2 separate regions of the Mus musculus genome follow, and region 2 is linked to region 1. A link is a loop called in an ENCODE intact Hi-C map of the cell type or tissue named here. Cell type or tissue: gastrocnemius. All regions are shown on one strand. Links, peaks and the distances in the headings refer to the core of each region. The heading gives the core; the rest is flanking DNA.

The links. Peaks named below come from ENCODE experiments on the same cell type or tissue, not always from the same donor. Only the 100,000 strongest peaks of a DNase experiment are listed, where the experiment ranks them.
Region 2: it touches region 1 in a loop (2.3-fold over the local background); 15 of 42 quality-filtered maps call a loop at or near these places.

What each region holds. Positions count from the first base shown.
Region 1 is chr11:119,030,302-119,038,623 of GRCm38, forward strand. Cbx2 (chromobox 2) reads left to right here. Exons shown (of 5, transcript NM_007623.3): 5 at 1-974. Cbx8 (chromobox 8) reads right to left here. Exons shown (of 5, transcript NM_013926.1): 5 at 8,135-8,322. Among named protein-coding and RNA genes, the nearest start is that of Cbx8, 6.4 kb to the right of the region's middle. In gastrocnemius, for the core only: a CTCF peak has its summit at 4,016 (motif pointing right); DNase peaks (open chromatin) are centred at 4,026, 6,965, 7,279 and 7,955; H3K4me3 peaks cover 1,514 bases; H3K27ac peaks cover 741 bases.
Region 2 is chr11:119,083,371-119,091,692 of GRCm38, forward strand. It overlaps Cbx4 (chromobox 4), which reads right to left and starts at 2,867. Exons shown (of 5, transcript NM_007625.2): 1 at 2,579-2,867; 2 at 2,387-2,430; 3 at 1,193-1,258. The coding sequence starts at 2,647. In gastrocnemius, for the core only: CTCF peaks have their summits at 3,335 (motif pointing right), 4,084 and 5,178; DNase peaks (open chromatin) are centred at 912, 1,754, 2,304, 2,481 and 8 more places; H3K4me3 peaks cover 6,352 bases; H3K27ac peaks cover 4,158 bases.

The DNA.
Region 1 (8,322 bases), core at 132-8,131:
CCCATCCTAGGAGATAAGTCTAGTGCTGAGCCCCTTTCTAAATGCCTTCTCCCCTGTCCCCCATCCCGGGTAACTGTCTTGAAACTACCTTGTCAGATTGCTGGCCGATGACAGGATTTTCTGTCCTGGGATATCACGGTGGGCCGTGACAATCTGGTCAGTGAGTCTGTGATGCCAAAAAGTAGGGGTGCTATGAAACCCTGGTTCTGCTTCTGCCATTGACTGATCAGCCAGCAGGTGTGGGCTCTTCACTCCAGTTGCCTTGAAGGGAAATGTTTCCCCTTCTAAAACCAGTCAGACAGTGGGCTGAGGTGTCTGGGACCTGCCACACTTTCAAAGTGCACCCCACCCCCACCCCAGTAGCTCACCCTGCACACCAAATAAGATGGTCTTTGTGTAACCAAACCAACCTCAATGCTGTGCCTTTTGGGGCAGACCCATATCCACAGCTCCTGAGAGATGCCTGTGATGTGCCAGGGGACCATGTTACTGGCAGCAGGAGCTACGTACTGGGAAGAATTCAGGGCCAGGAAGTGGGTAACAAAGGGGAAAGGGTTGCCTACTGCATTATCAATGTCCCTCCCTGCCCTCAGCCAGGGTCTGCAACCTTTGTACCAGACACTGCCTTTACAAACACCTCCCCGTCTCTTTGGGGTCCCATGAGCTGTTGGAGAAGTGACCCTGTTTGGGGATCTGGGTTGACTGGCCTTTGTCCCCTGCTGCCAGTCTCCAAATCCCAATTTGGTGCCTTTTATTTTACTGGTTACGTCAGTCCCAAAGTTGAAATCTACAAATCCTTTCCTCTCAGCCACTTTGCCTTCTTGTGTGTTTTTCCTGGTGCTGTGACCCCAGTGGTCTATGTCACAAAGCACATGTGTGTAGTGCGCCAGCGCGAGCCCCACTGGAGCAGCGCCATTCGCTCTGAGTCAAGTTCTCGTGTTTACCGATAAATAAAGTAGTTGGTTTTTATGTTTGCTGTTCTCTTCCCCTTTTTTTTTTTAAAGATTTATTTATTTATTATATGTAAGTACACTGTAGCTGTCTTCAGACACTCCAGAAGAGGGAGTCAGATCTCGTTACGGATAGTTGTGAGCCACCATGTGGTTGCTGGGATTTGAACTCCGAACCTTCGGAAGAGCAGTCGGGTGCTCTTACCCACTGAGCCATCTCACCAGCCCCTCTTCCCCATTTTCTTGGGTGGGTAGGTGGGTGTGCATGCGCATATGCGAGCACACAAACACACACACATGGGTAGTTAGGCACCTGACTAGGTTCGTTTCATAAGGGTTCCAGGTGTTAGGTGTTACATTTTCATGCCAAGTGGATTTCAGGATAAGGGTGTCTTCTAGCCTTGAACTTCTGGCCGTCCTGCCTCAGCTTTCCTAGTATTACAATTACAAGCCCCCTTTTGTCTGCTTCAACAACTAATAGGAAAAGCGACCATTATGTACTTTTCCTCAGAAGCATTGACTTTAAAAAAAAAAAATCTTTGGTGCCAAAAAGAGTGCCCCTTGTTTGGGTATACTACAAATCCTGACCTTGATTAGAGAGCTCTGACCCCAAGGTTTTATCCAGAAGGAAATGTTCAACTTTGAGCCAGCATCAGTCATTTGGCTTGGTTTATCTGTTTTTAAGCCAGTCACTGATGTATGCCCCACCCCCTTCTTTGAGACTGGTTTCTCTCTGCAGCCCTGGCTGTCCTGGATTTCACTCTGTAGACCAAGGGTGGCCTCGAACTCAGAAATCCACCTGCCTCTGCCTCCCAAGTGCAGGTATTAAAGGCATGTGCCACCACTACCCGGTGATGTATACCTCTTTAAACTGGAAACTTTTGCCCTCATAGAGGGTTAGCAAGAGTGGGCATGTTACCACCCCAGAAAAGCTTAGAATCTGTTGGAACAGAACAGTCCAGCTCTCAGGGGAATGACTGCCCAGGAAGCCCATGTTGGACTGGGGAAAGGTTTAGAATAAGACAGCGACAGCTGTGTTTACACACATGAATCTCACAGTTCAGGGGTTTCTAGTGACACTAGCCTAGAGTGCAGGACCTTTAGACTGGTGTTACTTTGTGTTGCAGGGGAAAGGCAGTAAATCTGCAGGGGGGACACTTTTCTTTTTGCTACTCTCAGTATCAAATGTATTTTTAAACTTGTTAGCTTGGTGTGCATTGTAACTAATACATATAAACAAAATAGTTTTCACTTCCCCTGTCATGGGGCACAGCACTCTGTGGACATGGGCCTAGCTGCAGCACCAAACAAGGTGGGGGGGAACATTGGAAGTAGCTGAGAGAGAGAGAGAGAGAGAGAGAGAGTGCTGATGAGTGGGAGGCATAAAGAGTGTCTGGAGAAGGTTGTCTCATGATGAAGGTTACTACCAGCATGTAGCAGAGACCAAGAGTGCCACAGAACCACACAAGGCAGTCCACCATACAAAAGTCCACCATCCCAGAATATCCAAGAAGCCAAGTTTGAGAAAAACTGGCTTAATGGGAAAGATATATATTATATATATATATACATATATAATATAATATATTCATGTTCATAGTCAGATATATACTCATATATATCTGATACATATATATACACATCAAGAATATCCATCAAATATATATATCCATCAAGATATATATTTGACATATACATATATGTGTGTATACATGTGTGTGTATATACACACACATATATATGTATATGTACATGTAGATGTATATATATACACACACACACATATATACACATATACATACATATACACACACACACTCCCATCAAGGATGTTTATATTTGTCTGACAGCAGTGAGAAGCAGTTGTTAGATGCTGGTAGTAACCTTCATTATGGGACAATGATGGCTAATTACTGGGCAAGTGGGATGTTTACAGGCCTCCAGCCACCACCGAGCTTCTGAGATACACAGTAACTCACTTTTCCCCCCTTACAGAGTACATAAAAGTAAAACCAACACTCTCACCTCCACAGTACCATGTTGGGAAGCTCTGAGAAGGGCAGGAAACATCTGGTCAGGGGCCACCTTGACTCTCCCCCCACAACTGATGAAGGGAAGACAGGCTGTTACACAACCTTCCCCAGCCCAAGACTTGTGTTACTCTCTTCAACATTAATTTTATTCATAAATTTCCTTTGGCCTCCCAGGAGAATAGAGTTCCTCTGAAGTGTAGGGGAAGATGGGCCACTCCTGGCAGAAAGGCTGCTTGGGACTCAGGCCTGGATGTCAGGCTGTGGGGAGGCGTCAACACTACAGATAGAAACACCTTGTTGCAGAGATACGACTTTAAAAAAAACGTATGTCTTTTTATTTTTGTGCATTGGTGTTTTCCCTGCATGAATGTCTGTGAGGATGGTGAATCCTCTGGGACTGGAGTTACGGGTTTTGAGCTTCCAGGTGGATGTTGTGGATCGAACGCAGGTCTTAATAGCTGAGCCATCTGAGCCATCTCTCCAGCCAGGGAAACCCATTCCTTGTTTCTTGCAAAGCAGGCAGCTGACGATTTGATTTCCCTTTTGTTGTCTTCAGTGCCTTTTGTTTCTTTTCTTTTTGAAAAGGTGGATAGGGGCAGTTAGATCATAGACCTCAGGTCAGGACAGGAACAAGTGCTGGCCCCATTGGCCAGCTAGGCTCTCTGAAAATCTATGTCTACAGGGACAAGGTCTCCAGACCAAAGTTGAGGGGGCGGGGCTGGCCTACATTGATGTTTATTAATTTCTGTGTTCCTAGTCTGACCACCTAATCAATCCACCTCCATCCTAGAGTAGGCACCACTGACACCAAGTGGAGGGCACCTGGTACGATTGGTGCAGCTGGGTTCTAGGCCAGTGAACACCACCTCCCTCCTGTCCAGCCTGCGTGGGTCGAGGCCGATTCACAAAGGCACAAAGGTGATGCTGGGAGAAGCCGGTTAAGAGGAAAGAAGGCTTTTCTTCACGTCTATCAGACGTGAACCAGAGAGGGGGAGGGGTGTACTTGGGACAGGGGCTGACGCCGTTGCCTGTAGAGGGCGCGCGCTCCCCACGAAGTTCGTGTCGCTGGACTTTAAATGATGATGGGGAGGAGGGCGGAATCCCCCGCTGTCCCGTGCTGTGGTAAACTCAGTTGCACTGTCTACACCCCTGCTGCTCAGAGTAACCACCCGCCGAACCGTCTGCGGCCGCAGAAAGAAAGTCCAGGCCTCTGCCTACTGCTTCTCCCTGCTGTCAGCTAAATTTCCATCCTTGATGGCACCCGTTCGTGATCCTATTCGCTCCTACCTTGGGATCCCGTTGAATCCGAGCCGCCCCTGGCTTGAAGGACTTTTTGGTGAAAAGAAAAAAGCCGTGGATGCATCCGCAGAGAGTGGAGCAGGCTTGCATACCACTGTCGTCCTGGGCACAGCACCGGGCCTTCGTCAGAGCCGCGCGCTGTGAGCATCCAAGAGTCAGGGAAAAAAAAAAAAAAAAAAAAAAAAAACCGGCTCTAAGTAGAGCCATAAGTATTCCATTCAATCCGTGTTTGTGTTGGGCAAGGCTCAGCTCCGACAGCGGCTCTAACACGTCCTGCCAAAGAGAACGGACGGAGGGAGATCTGTCTGAACGAAGGCTGTCTGGAGCCAGGGGTCCTCACACCCGTGCTTTGCTCTTAAGGAGAATACACCCAGAAAATTCTCTGAGGAAGCCCTGAACCCAGGTTGAAGTTGGTGGTGACCAAAGAAGCGGAGAAATCCCTAAGGGTCGGTGCGGGATTCCAACCTATATTTGAGGGAGGGGCTACTGCTGAAGTCACCAGGCACAGTCACAGTGCCTTCTTGTCTCCCTGATGGCCATCGCCCTCCAGAGGGCCCAGTAAAGAGCTTGCTCGACCCAGAGCACCTTGAGGTGGCCTAAGAAACAGACCTTGGACCTCTTGGCGACTGAGACAAGCTGACCGCTCAACTGGACACTCAATGACCTGCTCTGGCAACCCCGGACCACAGACGTTGACCCACAGCCTCCCACGCAGGTCACTGAGCTGGAGGAGGAAGGTGGGGCCAAGGGCAAAAGATGTGACCTGGTCCGTATTCCCCCCTCCCTCCCCTTGGGCTCTGCGTGTTCGCACGGATTACAGCTTTTTCTGCAAGGGAGCGACGTCTACCCAGGAATATGGAGGTGGAACTAGGTTCAGTACTGGTAAGGTCCTCTTTGGGAATCCGGAGTATGGGTCGCCTTTGCAGCCTCAGGACCCCGCCTCTCTGCTGAGAAGTCTGCAGCCTAGAAGACTGAGAACACCCACCATCATCACCCCATGCTATGTTCTCCATCGGCAGCCCCTCATCCAACCTTGTGGTATCTACCCGAAAGAACACTAGGGTCCAAGAAGCCGTAGGGACTGGTGGTGGGAGCGCGGGGCTGAGGGTCGGCGGCTCCCAGCTCACTAATCACATCAGCGCGCTCTGCGCCGGCTCCAAGCAGGCAGTTGCCTAGCAATAGCCGCGAATTCAATTCCTCAATCAATAGACGGAGACTCTGCATTTCGGGGAGCACTGGTGAGGTTGGAGGGGTCTGGGGCACAAGTCCTGTGACAGCATTGAGGAGCAGGCTCGGGTCAAGGGCAGTGAGGGAGTCAGCATGGCTCCTGGTTGTCAGGAGCTATGGAAGTTTGGTATGGAAGGGTGTTTAGCGCTGGGGGGAATCCTCCCTCAGAGTGAGTAGAGCCCAGAGGTCGCGCACACTTCATCTCAGGAGTCTCCAATTCTGCCGGCATCCCAAAGAAGTTAAGCCGGCAATGAAGACAGCTCGCGGAAAAGCTCAGAAAGGTCACGACTCGCTCCCTCCCCAACCCAGCTCCCCTCACTCTCACTGAGGGGTGTCCTAGTTGGGAACCGGCCTTTGTCGGGAATCCAGACCTTTTTGAGAGTATGAGAGTGGAGTGAGGGACATCAAGTCAGAAAGGCAAGTATCCTGCCTTTCCAGGCTACCTCTTCCCTGTTCTGGGAAATAAATAAAATAATGAAGCCAAGACACGTGTCTATTTACAAAGCATATATTTAAACACGTAAAAAGTGATACTGGATACAGACACATTCACAACCCAAGATAGGTACCAAGGGTTCACTCTTGAGCCGAGGCAGAGATCAGTTGGAGATTTATACATAGCTGAGAACTCATAAACCCAACACCCAGGCTCCACAGACTCTGAGCCGCGTGGCCCCCGACCCCTGCCCACCCCCACCCCCACCCCCAAGTCAGCCTCTCAAGAGCGAGCTAAGGAGACACACACGACGGCCATGGACAGACGGCAGGACGACGAGGGCAGTGAGGGCAGAATCAGGAAGGTTGGAGGGAAGGAAGATACAAACGAGGAAGGAGAGAAGAGAAAGGGAGTCGGTAGCCAGATAGGGAGCTCCTGTTCCGGAGTTACATCCACTCGGTCACAGATGCACCCTTCAAAACAGGTTCATCTGAAAATAGGGTCGACATCTAGACAGACACAGGCAACAGAGCTTCTTTATACAAAGTCGAAAATACTAGTTTTACAAATATGAGCAGATAAAAATCCCCATTCTAGGGGCTTCTCTTTAGGCGCAGTTTGATTCTCCAAAAAATAAAAAAATAATAAAAACACGTAGAATACACCGTTTTCCCTTTCTCCCTCTCTTTAAAGGCAAAAAAAAAAAAAAAATTGTCTGGAGGAAAGAGAGACCGAGAGTCTGGAGATGGGAAGCCGGGAGTGCAGATGACGAGGCTGACGTCCCTCTCAGTCCCTCCCCATCACCAAGCTCCTTCAGCCCAGCCCAGAGCCCCTGAAGTCTGTGCTTTGTCCCGCGAGCAGAGCTTAGAGCCCCTCCCTCCAAAAGCCCTGGAAGTTAGAGCGTCTGCTGGCCCTTTAAGGGCGGGGAGGGTGGAGAGGCCGCAGGATCCCTGCTGGAAGCGGCGACTGTAGGCTCGGGGACAGATTTGTGCTTTTGAGTCCGAGCTGCGCGCGGCGCGGTCCGGAGTGGGCCGGGACCAGGGACGCAGATGGTCTCGGGGCACACTGGTCCCCGGCCGCTCCCGCTCCACCTCGCGCTCCCCCGCCCCCTGCGGCGGAGTCTGAACGTCGAGTTCACGTGGAGAGCACTCCCAGAATCGAAAAGGACTATAAATTACAGCTTTTGCTTTTAAGAAAGGGGGAAGAAGGAAAACACTAAAGTTCTACTGCGCATTCTTGGATGGAAACCCTGCCGAGCCCCTTCGGCCATGAGCTCCACCTGACCAAGTTCCAACTCGGGCTGCGACCCCCGTGCCCAGCCCGACCGGCCTGGTGCGCAGCCCGCTGCCCGCCCCGCAGGGTGGCTTGGCGGCCGCTCGCTCCTCTAAAAGCAGGACCCACCCTCCCCCCGTCGAGCCAGGCTTGTCCGAGTCTTCCTGGGAGGTGGGGCCGCCCTGTCTTCTGGCGAATCTAGAGGACGCAAAAAGAAAAAGTCCACCCGAATATTTTTCTTGTAAAACAACTGTCTGGCGCTCTGGGCACTGACACGCAATCCTCCCAATTTATCCTGGCATTTCGGGAATGTAAACAAATTCGCTGGATTTCTTTTCTCTTTGCAAAAGTAAGGGAAGGAATCGAGGTAACGGGGAGATTTTTGTCCACAGGACACGCACACACAGTCCGCGTGTACGGCACTCACACCTCCATAAAGTGCACCCTCCTGCTGTGGTCGGGGAGAACTGCGGCCCACTCACTCGCGACCTTTTTCTACCTTTAACAACACACGTGAGAAAGTTATTCGAGTTGTTACTTTCCCCCCCTAGTAACCCTCCTCATCTTAAGAAAAAAAAAAAAAGACAGAAAGAAAATAGAAAAAAGAAAACTGGTCTGACCCCACCCCCCTTTTTCTGATTGGGAAGCCAACCTTTTGTTGGCCTAGCTGGCCAATGGGGAGGAGAGCAAAAATCTTCTGCGGTGCCAGGAGGGTTGGGAATCCGGCGGTGGAGGGAGGAGGTGGGCCAGCTGAGTCCCTCCACACACCCTCCAAAATCCCAGGGCCCAGGCCCCCAACTTTGCTGGTGCCCTGCAGGGACAGGGGCCCCTCCTGTGCCAGCTCAGTCTATCTCCCCTACCAAACCACAGTCTCTCTCTCTTTCTCTCTCTCTCTCTCCTCGTTTAAATAAAAGAACTTCAAGAGTTGAAATATATATATTTAGATATTTTTCTCTTAAATAACATATTTACATCTAATAGAAAATAGAACTCTAGAGATAATTTTCCAGCCAGAACTGAGGACGGAGGAATGAAAGGGAAGAGGGGTGTGAAGAAGGACAGGACCAGCCAGAGGCCACAGTCACCCAGAAATAAAAAGCACTAA
Region 2 (8,322 bases), core at 1-8,000, 53 kb after region 1:
TTGGCCCTGCCCAGCCCTCCATGAGCCAGTCTCCCGAGGTTGTCAAATTCTGGATCGGAGACTCAGTCTCCAGCTACCCCCCACCCCCAAGCCCCTGAGCCAACCCGGAGGAGTTCTGCCATGCCCTGGGGCCGGGTTGGGGTCTGATTCCAAAGTTGCATGGCATTGCAACAGCCTGGATTATAATTCTTCGGGGACCCATTATGCAACATGGCATCAGCCGCTGACATGGTTACAGCGTGGAGAAGTCCCAGGTGAAGTCGGTGGGAGCAAGTTTCCTGCCCTACACCCCCGGTATTCTGAGGAAGCAACTTTAGCTCTCAGGGTCTAGAGTTTACAGTTTTAGTGGCAAACGCTCCACAGGAAATACTTCAAAATAAAAGAGGGATGGAAGGCTGGGGGTGGCGTGGCTCTGAGGACTCCTCCCCCTCCCCCACGCCCGCCCTCCCTCTACGAAACAGCGAACCACAGCCACCAGTGGTGAATCCAGCTGCAGCAGCTGCATCGTGGCAAGCATCTGTTTGCAGGAGGATGGGCACCCCACAACCACCAGGCAGCGCTCACTCATGCCCTCGGGCCAACCTTCCGCCGATCTGATAGAGCAATTTACCCCACAAAATACAGCAGCGAAGGTTGTGAGGCGCTCAGGCTCGGGACAGCATCTATTCACTGTCCCCCAGCCCCTCCTCCCGGAGGTTGGGGGCATAAGGCCTTGTCAACTTTTATCCGGTTGCCAAAAGGTTAAGTTCAGTTCCATGACGTTCGGGGCGGTTTCACAATGCCAGCTCCTTCAGAGCTGCCCCGCGAGGTGCCCGTGCCAAGCCAGCAGTGGCTGCAGAAAGCAACACCTAGGCTCTGGGGGTGGGGCTCCAAGGTTGCCAAGGGAGGGGGTCACGGAAATTCAGGTACAGTATTCCTAGGCAGATCCAGGGTCATCCCCACGTAGTCTTCCAGCAGTTTCCCAAAACACAAGCCTACCTTCCCCAGCCCTACCCTGCCCCCACTCCCAAGCTGCAGCAACCGCCAAGGACGTTGGTTAGAGAAGCCCAGGCCGCAGCCTTGCCCATCCGGATTTGTTGGGGGTGGGGCTCCTGCCTGCCCCCTCCCACCCCTTCCCCTTTTCCCACTGCTGCAAGCAGTCATCCATCCCCTATGGCCCACCTATGTATGGCCAGGGCAGCAGGCTGCTCACCTGTTCTGGAAGGCGATCAGCAGCCGGGGATCCAAGATGTTCTCCTCTGGTTCCCACGTGTTATATCTTGCAAGTGAAAAAGGAACGGGGCGGGGAGGGGGGGCAGAGTGTAAGAAAAAAAAAAGGCCAGGTTGGGAATGACATAAGGCCCTATGTGGCTTCCTGAATCAAAGGCTATGGATGTGGAGGGTAGACAGTAGGTTTCTTAAGGCTTAACATGGCCCTTGATTACCCCCCAAGTTAAAATACACACACAAGGGCAGGAGGAAAGGAGGGGGTGAAGAAAACGAAACTAGCAGTTTATTTTGCAGTCGTCAAGAATTTTAAGCATGTTACTGTGACGTGTTCCAAGGCCACTTTCCTCTCCAGAAACCCTCCGTGCAAAGCAGCCCAAAAGCAAAGTCGCAGTCCCCCTCCCTATCCCCAGCCCAAGTCTCCAGTAGGGCTTCAGCTGGTCTGCATTGGACCCCTAATCCGGTAACTCACAGCTCAGCGCCCCCCTCAAGGCCCAGGAGACCGCTGTCACTGGCAAGCAAACCCCAAATACTCAGCAGTACAAAAATATGCCTCTCTTTCCCTCTCCCTCTCCCTCTCCGAGTGTGTGTGTGTGTGTGTGTGTGTGTGTGTGTGTGCCTGCGCCTGTCTCCATCCGGTGCCTTCGCATTTCAAATTAAAAAAAAAATTCCCCATCGAAAGAGCTGCAGTGACAGTTCCCAACATTTTCTGTCTTTTTTCTTCCCTACCCTGCACCACCAGGAGGGAGGACGCATACAATTGCATTTTCGTCGCTTTTAAAAAAAATTTTTTTTTTTTTTTTTGGTTTTGCAATATGGAGCCGTTCGGTGGAGGGAAAGGGGAAAGGAGCCATTTTCTGCTGCACATCAGTCAGTGCCTGCGCCCTCCCTCCCTCCGCCGGCCTCCCGGGCTCGGCCCCGCGTCTCTCCAGCTCCTCCGGCTCCTTTTAGCGCATAAATTAGTGATGGCATTTCCCGGAGAGCGGAGCACAACACAGGGCGCCCGGCTCGGGCTCGGCTGCTCCGCTTCCCAGTGCCTGCCACCGACTTCCCCACCCCCTCCTCTCTCCACCCCACCTCCACCCCGCCTCCCGTCCGCTCCCCCACCACCCCACCAGCTCCACGGGTCTGCTGGCCAGGGCGCTTGGTGCCGAGGCACCCGGCCCCCGCCGCCACTTACTTGGGGGACCAGCCTCTCCATTTCACCAGATACTCCACTCTGCCCTGTAGGGGGGGAAGAGACAGCACTCCATCAGCTTCCGCGGGATCCCCGGCTCCGGCCCGCAGCCTCCCCACCCCCTCCGCGCCTCTCGCTCGCTGCTCCCGCCGCCGCTCCCGCGCCTCGGCGCCGCCACCCGCGCGCCACCCCTACCTTGCGTATCCGCTTCTTTTCGATGCTCTCCACCGCGAAGACGTGCTCGCCAACAGCTGGCAGCTCCATGGCCGAACCCGAGCGCTCAGGGGCGCAAGCGGCCGGCGCGGCTGCAGACACAGCTAGCTCCCGCCGGCGCCCCGATACGATCCTGCGCGTGGACCTCGCCACGCGCCCGGCCCCCGCCGCCGCCACTCGCCCCTCAACAGCCTGGCCGCCGCCGCCGCCGCCGCTGCCTGCACCCGCCGGCTCTCAGCTCGCGCTCGCTCGCTCGCTCGCTCGCTCAGACAACTGAGCCCGGGCCGCCGCGGCACGAGAACTCATGCAAATCCCGGACGTCAGCGGGCGGGGCCTCGCAGGGCCCAGCTCGGCGTCAGGAGGCGGGACGCGCCTCGGATTGGCGCAGCCCGGCCTACCCGAGGCCCCCGGTCTGGGCAGCAGGGAAGGAGGAGGGCGCGGGAGGAGGCTGGGGAGGAGGAGGGCGCGGGGAGGTGCAGGGGAGGGATCTGAGAGCCGGGAAAGTGAGCTGGGGCCGCGGAATAGAGGTGTCTCTGCCTAGGCGGCCAGGGTGGGCACCTCGACCGGGCCCACTCTGATCCGCAGCCGGACACTTGGGACTCTCCCGTCCCCACCCTCGGCCTCTGTTTCTGCTTGTGCAAGGCCCGGGGATCCCTGCTGGGGGCCACGGAAGCACCCGCTGCACTTTACAGTTGCTCCCAACTACATCTGTCCAGCAGAGCTCTGGAAGCACAGGGGACTTTCCGGCAGGGGGCGGAATGGAGGCGGGGGCAGTTCAGGACCCCACCCTCGGTGCCCACCGCCCCGCCCCGCCAGTCTCTGGGCATTTAGGCCGCGAGGTGGGGAGAGAAAGAGCCAGAAGACTGAGGACTTGGACAAGTGGAGGAGCACGGAGAGGCGAAGACAGGGACAAAGAAACAGCTGGCCACGGGGCATTTAGCACTCAAGAACCTCAGCAGAAAGGGGCTCTGAATCCGATGCCACCCAAGATTCTGAACGGCTTCTAATTTACACTTGGTTCACTCATTCGCGGGGAAGGGGCAGTTTCTAAGCAAGGCCTCTTGCTTAGTCTGAGATGCTGGGAGAAGAGAGAGAGAGAGAGAGAGAGAGCGAGAGAGAGAGAGGGGGAGAGAGAGAGAGAGAGAGAGAGAGAGAGAGAGAGAGAGAGAGAGAATGAATATGGGGGTGAATGAGTCTGGGGGGTCCAAGGGGACTTCGTGGGGCTTCATGGAAGAGCCTCAAAAGTAAGAGTGGGGAGGACCAAGTAGATGTTGAGGCGGAGGGTTGGTGGATGAGTGGACTGCGAGAAGGGGAGGGGAAATGGCCAAGGAGCCACAGTGTCTTCCTGAATTCCCGTCCTCTGGTCTCTGACAGCCAAGCCCTGCTGACGCGGCCTTTGGAGCCCTGGAGTGTGAAGTTTAGCACCTCGGAGCCGGCCAGCCCCGCACGTTCAGGGGTATTCAGCGCCAGCGTCCGGCTGGGGGAGCTGCTGCGCCAGACGCGGCCTTCCGAGGGCGCCACAGTGGGCCTGGGAGATCCGTGGGGTCGCAGTGGGTAGACTTGACAGAGAACATGCCATTCTAAGTGGGAGGGTAAGGGTGTGCCTTGCCTGTGGTGCGTCCGGGGCCCCAGCTCAGGGCTCCTGAAGAACGTGGAGCAGGAAGCTTGCGCAATCCCTTGGCTGAGCGTCCACAGAGACAGAAAAAGCGCAAAAGAGGAGAGTGGGTCGACGGAGGGGGAGGGCAAGGAGACGTCCGAGTCTCTGTCCCTGCTTTTATTGCGTCTCAGGGTGCCTGGTGAGGACTATGTTGTGATGACTTGCGAAGGGCCAGGTGCAGAAGTGAACCCCCAAAAGCCTGCCAGGGCTTGTGTTTTCCCAGGCATCCAGTAAAAGTCTTCAGACGGTTAGTTTGATGTTGCACACACACGCTGACTCCACGCACCTCCACTTTGCAACACTGTGGCTTCCGCTGTTGCTTAGCGGCAGCTCTCTCAGAATTTACTCCTTAGAGTGTTGAGGTGGAAGGGGTCCTCTTCTGGAGACAAGAGAGTACTCAGTGTGCAACGGCTGGTCTCTGACTATCATAAGGCCCAAATCTAAGAGTCTCCAAGGAGGGGAGAATCGCAAGATGGGATGTGGGTGACTACCGTCACCCCAACTCTTGGGGCTGGAGGGGCACTAGAAAAGGGCCACCCCTACTATATTTGGATGTTTTATACACACACACACACACACACACACACACACACACACACACAAACACGGTGCCTAACTGTACTCAAGTTGAGAAACTGTTGTGGGACAGTTCAGTCAAAAAAAGAAGGGTCCTGTAGGTCATGAGGTGACGATCTGCCGTCCAACAGCACCCATTCACCCTCAGCCGCTCAGGTCATCCGGTCATTTAGAAGGTCTGGAGCAACTTTGTGTAGGCCAGTCCCTCAGCCTGGGAAGCTGAGCTTCCCGACAATGCCGGTCTCTTTACTCAAAAATCCCCAGGAAAATCTGTTTACTCTGGGTGTTTCCTGCATTATCCAGAATCCTGGCTCAGGGGAGGGCAGGCAGCCGTTACAACCTACCCGCCACCAGGGGCGTTGGGCTGTATTGCAGACAGCTTGGTTCGCTGGGTCCGGGCCCTCAGGGGCCCAGATTTGGACCTTAGGGGCCACTGAAAGGAATTAGGTGCACCGAGCCGAGTTTGCGCAGGAACCACTCCGCAAGCTGGGAAAGGAAAGCTCTCACTCTCCTGCGCAGAGCATCTTTTCTGGAGTTACATATGATCTAACTAGAGGAACCTCCGGGCTCCCTAACTACGAAGGGGGCCTCCGGGAATCACCTCAAACATCGAATCCCACCCGCCACTGCCCAGCTCTCCAAAGGCCTTTCTGTGGACAGCTCTGCAGGTGGCTGAAACACAGAAGTAGCCGCCAACGCAGCAACTCTCTTCTCTCAGGCTGTTATTTGTCCTCGTGGAGGGTGGGCAGATGAAGAAAGTGACTTACTCTCAGATCCCTGTCCTAACCTGAAGGCAGGTCCTAGACCAACCCTCTTGTGACAACTACCATAGGGACGGCTCAGATCCACCAGCCCGAAACGGAGACTGGCAGAAAGCAGGGCAGAAGCCCGGGGGTGGGGGTGGGGGGTGGCCAATGAGGTCACCTGATGTGCCCAAACCTTTCTTAAAAGCCTCCCTTGGGGCGGCCCCTACCTTCCCAACCCCCTGTCTGGGCACCTCCGAGGGAATCACGGGAGAGACTGACTCCAAACCCGGGATTCCCAAAGCCTTCTACTGGGGCCCCTGTTCTCAACCGGGGATGCCCAGGGGCCCCACGGGAACCTTTATAAGACTCCTTAATCCGGTGCATTTGACACCGCCCCTTTCCAAACAGGGTGAGTAGTTCCGTCAGCTCTGATGAGAAACAGAAGCCCTTCAGATGTCCCCACGGGCTGGGGCCCCCAGGGGCCTTCAGGGGCCCCAAGAGAGGAGCGATGTTCCCTCGCCCAGCGGTAGGCCCGGGCTTAGAAAGGCAGGGCAAAGGATCCGATCCCGGAGAGGCTGGGAACTTTTTAATGACCGAAGAGTGGAGAATAGTTACTGAGAACCCAGTCTTGGAACAAGCGTGACCCGTGCCGACCGGGGGAAAATAAACTTCTTAAAGGAGCCGTCTCGGTGAATGGGTTCCCCGTCCACGAGAGATTGCCGTCGCCGCCCTCTGACCCCAACTCTGGGCTCTGTTTGGAAAAGGGGGCCTGAAGCTTCCCGGACCAGCTGCCCCGGGTGGATTTCAGACAGCCAAGGGGATTTCAGTGGGCATGACCACCAAACTGCAAGGGCTCGTTTCTCTGCCACGTCCTTAGTAGGGAAATTGTCTTTGACTTGAGAGCTGACGTTAGTAAAACAATTTTTAAGCGGCGGCTTAGCTTGGGGGAGCTGACCCGGTGAAACTGCCGGGGGTGGGGTGGAGAAGGGGCGTGCGGGAGGGAGCCCTACACTCCTTCCCCTGCACACTCCAGGAAGAACGGCTTTGTTTGCCAGCGATCTGCTCCACGCGTCCCCCCACCCCCATTTTTGCCCTCTGTCACACCACCCGCGAAGGATTTGTTTTCATTTGCACCGCGAAGCCGCCCCCCTCCCGACGTCTCCAGGTCCCACTCCAAGAACCCGCGTAGTGCTGGATCTGCGGTGCAGATAGACTAGAGGTGGCAGGGTACACGGGCAGGGCCGCGGGCTTCGAGGGCCGGGGCAGTGAGGCAGTGGCCCTGGGCAGAACCTGGGCACCCTTGGGGCCACAAATGCCCTGCAGGGCCGTTCCTCCGCATTGCGGCACGCTGGGGTCTGCGGGCGCCGAAGCGGGACGGGTGGGGGATTGCGACGTCCGCTGGTCCATCCTCTCCCAACGTCAAGAGGTCTCCCCAGGCTGGCCTGAAGGAGCCCACCCGCCTAGAGCCCCGCTCTCAATCGCGAGGCTCCGCCGGCCTGGGGATCCGCGCCCCCGGGACCATATTTCATACATGATCTTTGAAGCCGACACAATTGTCCACCGCTGCTGCTAGCACGCGCACACAACGGCCTCGGCAAACCCTGTGCTTTTTATTTGGGTTTCACTAGCCCACCGCCTGGCCCAGGGTCCCCTCTGGCGTGGAGGTGAGCCCCGACACACCCGCCCCTTGCAGTTTGCTCTCGGGTGCCCCCGTCGCGCGCCCAAACCCAGCGGGGCCCACACACAGGCCAGATTTCTTTCTTTCTCCCCCCCACCCCGCCCCAACCAGAGCTAGCTGCTGCAGCCAGCCCCGGAAAGAAATGAAAATCGCTCCGGCGGACCCCGAAGAGATCGTCAGCCGAGGCGCCACCGCCTCCCCGCCCCCACCCGCCTCCCCAGCTCTAGCCTCACGGCGCGCAGAGGGTTAAGCGCGCGCCCGAGGGGGTATTTGGATCCTGGGTGGGAGAAGAGGGGGCGCCGGGCACAGCACGCAGAGTAGCTGGGCTCGCTTTCGTCTGGTTCCCCCAAAACCCTAGGCAGAGGGGCGGGTCGGATCGGAAAGGCCAGGCGCGTCTCCACCTCCCTGGCTGGCCTGGCCGGGAGCCCGGTCTGGCCGCGGCCCGGAACGGCGAGGACGCTGTTCAGAGGCCGCGTCCTGCGCAGCCCGGGAGGGGGAGGGGGAGGGGGAGGAGGCGAAGGCTGGGAGCCCAGGCTGCGCGTCGCCTGCAGCCGATCGATCCCCTGGGGCGGGAGCGCCGCAAGCTACACTGAACACCTGGGGGTGGGGGGTTGTCCCCACAGGACCTAGGGCCGAACGAAGATGGTGGTCGGGGATCTTCTGGCGGTGGATGGCGGCTGGTAGGGTCCAGCCTACTGTCTGGCCTGCATATAACGCCTTGGGCACCCCACCCCCAAATTCTACATTGTGTTTGTCGAATTGGGCTTGGGGCGTTTCTACAACCTCATCTGACTTCGGTGCAACTTTGTCCTTCCCCGTGGAGCGCCCCCAACTTCCCGGGTCCAGGCCCCACCCCCACGCGCAATGACGAAGTCTTGGGATGTGGTCACTAAGTCCAACCTTGTGACCCTTCTTAATCCTGAAATGTGTGGGTGTCCCCTTGATTCCACCTCCAGAAAGATAGTCTCGGTCAAGGAGCCCCCTTGCCCAACTCATTTCTCAAAGATGTTTTCCAGGGTGGCCCCTGAGGACTTCTGGGACATCTGCTTGGCCCCTTACCTGCCAGCTC